Regions from separate parts of the Homo sapiens genome. Here region 2 is linked to region 1. A link is an interaction called in ENCODE POLR2A ChIA-PET data of the cell type or tissue named here. Cell type or tissue: Panc1. All regions are shown on one strand. Each heading gives the region's core, and the rest is flanking DNA. Links, peaks and the distances in the headings are about the cores only. Region 1 has its middle 48 kb from the start of SPMIP10. Region 2 has its middle 88 kb from the start of LMNB1.

The links. Peaks named below come from ENCODE experiments on the same cell type or tissue, not always from the same donor. Only the 100,000 strongest peaks of a DNase experiment are listed, where the experiment ranks them.
Region 2: POLR2A ChIA-PET joins it to region 1 with 7 read pairs; 1 of 35 experiments calls an interaction of 5 or more read pairs at or near these places.

Annotation. Positions count from the first base shown.
Region 1 is chr5:126,678,106-126,680,911 of GRCh38, reverse strand. No RefSeq gene overlaps it. Among named protein-coding and RNA genes, the nearest start is that of SPMIP10, 48 kb to the right of the region's middle. In Panc1, for the core only: a CTCF peak has its summit at 1,221; a DNase peak (open chromatin) is centred at 1,181.
Region 2 is chr5:126,864,182-126,866,987 of GRCh38, reverse strand. No RefSeq gene overlaps it. Among named protein-coding and RNA genes, the nearest start is that of LMNB1, 88 kb to the right of the region's middle. In Panc1, for the core only: no CTCF peak of the experiment used is centred there; a DNase peak (open chromatin) is centred at 1,487.

The DNA.
Region 1 (2,806 bases), core at 8-2,507:
CAAGAGCGAAATTACGTCTCAAATAAAATGAAATAAAATAAATAAAATAAAATAAAACAACTCCTAAACCTTGGTGGCTAAACACAGTAAAAGTTTATTTCTCATTCACTTAACAGTGCAGGTGTTCCTGACTGGTGGCAGCCTTCCATGAGGTGATTCAGGAACCCAAGCTCCTTTAATCTGGGTAGGGTTAACCAGTAGGGTTAACCCAGCTGTAGGGTTTCCATGTCCTCTGCGTGCAGGATGAAGGATGGAGAAAGAACAAGCAGAGAAGGCTTCTTAATCTTCTTGGTCTTGAGAGAATACATCTCATTTCCTCTCACATTCCACTGATGAGAACTATCCACATGGCCCTGGCTCGTTGCAAGGAGGCTGAGAAATGCAGTCTATGGCTGGACACTGCCTCCGGGCACTGTGGAAGGGGGAGCACAAATGTTTGGTGAACCTTCCGGAAGCAAGGGGCTGGGCCTATTCCCCTGCATCCAACAGTCATTGACCACAGATTATCTGTGGGGTGGGGAGTATGTTAATCTTTCAGTCATCTGAGGCTTAGGCAGCTCCCTTCAGCCAAATGCAAATCTCTGGGGAGGAGCACATGTGTAAACCATTAGCAGCCAATGCTGGCACACCAGCCTGTCTAGGGGGGTTTATGAGGGCACCAACAGCATCTGCTACAGTCTACCCTTTGTACCATTCAGCTCCAAATGTTTCTCATGTTAATGTCAGTCCATCTGGCTGCAGGTTTTCTGGGATTCTGGCTGGTGCAATTTCTGGGACCTTAAAAGAGAAAGGCTAGTGGAACAAACTGAACAACCCTGACTGCTGCGGCTGGTCCTGAGGCTATAATAAATACAGTGTTGCCCAGGTTGAATTGTTGCTCTTTGCAGAATGAAAGGGGTCTGATATAATCATTTTACCAACAAGTAGCGGTTGGTTTTCTCAAGGTGCTGTACTGCCTGGAGGGCTCAGTTTTGCTCTTTGTTCCTGTGGCTGGACACTCAGCAGCAACAGTAACTGGATCAGCATTTTTGAGAGGGAACCCATGCTGCTGAACTCACGCATAACCCACATTGCTTCTACCACAGCTACTCTGCTCATAAACCACTGTGCAAACGCTGGTGTGGCTGAGGATAGAAGCTAGCTGGCATCCACTAGGTGACTGCCTGTTTAGAGCCTCATCTGCAGTGCATGCTCTCTAGTGGACATTAGCTGGCATTTCTTGCCCACTCCCATCAATCTACTCACATGCTTCTTCTCCAAGCATTCTTTTTTTGTTTGTTTTTGAGACGGAGTCTCGCTCTGCTGCCCAGGCTGGAGTGCAGTGGCACAATCTTGGCTTGCTGCAACCTCTGCCTCCCGGGTTCAAGCAATTCTCCTGCCTCAGCTTCCAAGGGGCTGGAATTACAGGCGTGTGCCACCATGCCCAGCTAATTTTGTATTTTTAGTAGAGACAGGGTTTCACTATGTTGGCCAGGCTAGTCTCAAATTCCTGACCTCAGGTGATCCACCTGCCTCGGGCTCCCAAAGTGCTGGGATTACAGGCATGAGCCACCATGTCCAGCCTCTCCAGGCATTCTTTGTAATTTTTTTCAGTCTTGTTATTTCCAAGCCGGCAGACCACTTGCCACTGCCCATGAACCATGTATCCCCACCTTTTGCTGGGCAATGTTTCTCTCCACACATAGTAGACAACCAGGAGTCCCCCGTCCCCTGAATTTCTGGCCATTGAGATAATTAGCGTCCACCATTATCTTTCAGCCCAAATGGGCCGTAGAGCAGCAACAGTCTCTTTTCTGCCTATAGCAACATACCAAGGCCAGGATTTTTCTTTCTCTATTGGGTGGTCCTAGTGAAGCCTCATGAAACTATAGGTATGAGCTGAAGGAAAAATGTTTGTGTAAGAATAGTGGGTGATATGTCAGCCTGGACTACTGACATCAGTTTGTACAGATTATTTGTGCCTTCCGGACCTACCTGATCCCAGTTTCAGATGTACTGTTTCCACCTTATGATGGAATGCACTGACATCTGCGAGTTTATGACTTGGTAGATCATAATAGGCAGCTCACTCTAATTTCATGATCATTGGATGTCTCATAATCAGTCTCTTCCAGGTCCCAATAGTGTGTGAGAAGCTGGGTTTTTTGTTTGTTTGTTTTTGAGACAGGGTCTCCCTCTGTTGCCTGAGCAGGAGTGCAGTGGCCTGATCTTGGCTCAATGCAACCTCTGCCTCCCGAGGCTCAAGCAGTTCTCATGCCTCAGCCTCCCAAGTAGCTGAGACTATAGGCCCATGCCACCACACCTGGCTAATTTTTTGAATTTTTAGTATAGATGGGATTTACTATGTTGGCTAGGCTGGTCTTGAACTCCTGAGCTCAAGTGATCCACTCACCTTGGCCTCCCAAACTGTTGGGATTACAGGTGTGAGCCACCACGCCAGAGCTGGTTTTTGTTGTTGTTGTTGCTTTTTTGTTGTTGTTTGTTTGTTTGTTTCAGATGGAGCCTCGCTGTGTCATACAGGCTGGAGTGCAGTGGCACAATCTTGGCTCACTGCAAGATCCGTCTCCCAGGTTCAAGTGATTCTCCCACCTCAGCCTCCAGAGTAGGTAGGGTTACAGGTGTACACCACTACGCCCAACTAATTTTTGTATCTTTAGTGGAGATGGGGTTTTGCCACACTGGCGAGTCTGGTCTCAAACTCCTGACCTCAAGTGATCTGCCTGCCTTGGCCTCTCAAAGTGCTGGGATTACAGGCATGAGCCACCGCGCCTGGCCCAGAAGCTGTGTTTCGAATGGTATATAGTTT
Region 2 (2,806 bases), core at 154-2,653, 190 kb before region 1:
ATGGCTTGTGATATCTGGGCAACTGCCAACTCTCTCAAAATGTGTCAGTTCTGCAGAAATACATGGGCTATGATCCACCAATTTTCTCTTTTTTTTTTTTTTTTTTTGAGATGAAGTCTTGCTCTGTCGCCCAGGCTGGAGTGCAATGGCACGATCTTGGCTCACTGCAACCTCTGGCTCCTGGGTTCAAGCGATTCTCCTGCCCCAGCCTCCCAAGTAGCTGGAATTATAGGTGCGCACCACCACGCCCAGCTAATTTTTGTATTTTTTAGTAGAGACGGGGTTTCACCATGTTGGTCAGGCTGATCTTGAACTCTTGACCTTGTGATCCACCTGCCTTGGCCTCCCAAAGGGCTGTGATTACAGGCGTGAGCCACCGCACCTGGCCTCTTTTCTTTTTTTATTGATGCCTTCAGATGATACGCTCCTTTTTTTTGGCTTCACAAAAGTCTCAGTGTCTAGGAATTGGCTTTAAGACATTTTGCCTTCCCCTTGCTATTTAAGTCATTCTGGGGTGATACTGTCTCCTCTTCCCAACGTGATAGAGTAAAAGAGAACCAGCTAGGGAGTAAGGCTACATGAAAGCTTTTTGTGCGGCTTTTTTCGAGACAGGGTCTCCCTCTGTCACCCAGGCTGAAGTGCAGTGGCACAATCTCGGCTCACTGCAACCTCCGCCTCCCAGGTTCAAGAGATTCTCCCACCTCCGCCTCCCAAGTAGCTGGGATTACAAGTGCCCACCAACACACCTGGCTAATTTTTGTATTTTTAGTAGAGACAGGGTATCACCATGTTGGCCAAGCTGGTCTCAAACTCCTGACCTCAAGCAATCCATCTTCCTCAGCTTCCCAAAGTGCTGGGATTACAGGCATGAGCCACCATGCACAGCCAAGACGTGAGTTTGAATCCTGGCTCCATAATGCCCCAGCTGCAGATTGCAGAAAAGTGACCCCATCTACCTAAGCCTCAGTTTTTGCTCCTGTAAAATGGAGACAGTATCTACCTCATATAGTTCTTGTAAGATTCACAAGGCTTAGCTCCCGCTTCACAGATGAACAGTGGTGCCACTCCCTTTCTATCCTTTCACTCACTGTTGCTACCATCTAGGTTATTTTGCCCTAGCCAGGGTTTCAAAGAACAATTTTAATAATCAATTTGAAAGACCATAAACAAATTGTTTTAACTCTTATTCAAATGGAAGAGGGATTAATTTTAAATAATCAACAGATATTTATTGTGCACTGTGCTTGGGAATAAAAAGAACTATTAAGATAACTTTCTGGAGGTTGAAATTACTGATTTGATTGAGATCTTTGAATTATGGGTAGATTTTTATTTTCCCTGTATTTCCTGATACCAAGACCTAGGGTTAATTGAGAATTCATTACAGATAAAAATTTGCTAGTTCTGGGTCTAGTGCTACAGAGGAAAACGAATATAGCCCATCAGTTGTCTGTGTTCCCAGAAATGAGACATTCGTGAGTCACTGAGCTCATACATCCAATGCTTTCTTGAGGCTCTAAATTCTGTGCACAAAGACAACAGAAGGAGAGTTGGCTCAGGGAGCCCTGCTTCGTTATGAGACACTCTCTTTTTTGGAATACACTTTTCATCTATCAATCAGGGCCATAGTTTTCCCATCAAGGAAATGAATATATGAGTCTTTAGCAGAGGTTTTAGCTTATCTGTGAACATCATGTGCAAAGAATTAAGTTAATCTTACATTTTTGGTCATGACACTATTTCTGTGACCATTAGGTCCTTGTTTTTTATTCCACAAATATGTATATAGTGCCAGGCCCTTCTCATGAGCCATGCACTATCCAGCACTTTGATTTTTTTTTTTTAAGACAAAATCCTACTCTGTCGTACAGAGCTGGAGTGCAGTGGGGGAATTTCGGCTCGCTGCAACCTCCACCTCCGGGGTTCAGTCCGTGGCATCTGTTTCTAGGGCGTCTTGAAACGGCTATGGAGGCCCAAGTCTCCTTCCTTAGCCTCCCGAGTAGCTGGGATTACAGGCGCGCGACCACCATACCCAGCTAATTTATTTTATTTTATTATTTTTTTTTTTTTAGTAGAGGTGGGGTTTCACCATGTTGGGCAGGCTGGTCTCGAACTTCTGACCTCGTGATCCGCCCGCCTTGGCCTCCCAAAGTGCTGGGATTACAGGCGTGAGCCAATGAGCCCGGCCCTATCCAACACTTTAAAACTTACCTCCTGGCCAGGCGCGGTGGCTCACGCCTGCAATCCCAGCACTTTGGAAGCCTGAGGCAGGCAGATGGCTTGAGTCCGGCAGATGGCTTGAGCCCAGGAGTTCGAGACCAGCCTGGGCAACACGGTGAGACCCCCAGCTCTCCACAAAATACAAAATATTAGACAGGTGTGTCGGTATGCACCTGTGGACCCAGCTACTCAACAGGCTGATGTGGGAGGATCACTTCAGCCCCGGAGGTCGAGGCTGCAGTAAGCCGAGATGGCGCCACTGCACTTCCTGCCTGGTGGACAGAGCGACACCCTGTGTCAAAAGAGAAAAAAATAAAATTACTTTATTTAATCCTCATAACCTTATCTAGTGCCACGTAACAGAACTTAGTGGTCCAAAACAACTACGTTATTGTATCTCATTATTCCACGGGTTGATCTGGCCACAGCTGGGCAGTACCTCTGCCAGGTGTCTTACACAGTCCGATGGCACAGTGCTGCTCCATGTGGCCCGCCTCTCCACGTGGCAGCTGTTTGTAGGACTCCGTGAAATGGCAGTGGCAGCGGCCCAAGGCTCCTGCTTAAACACGGGGCTAGGCAGTCCCAG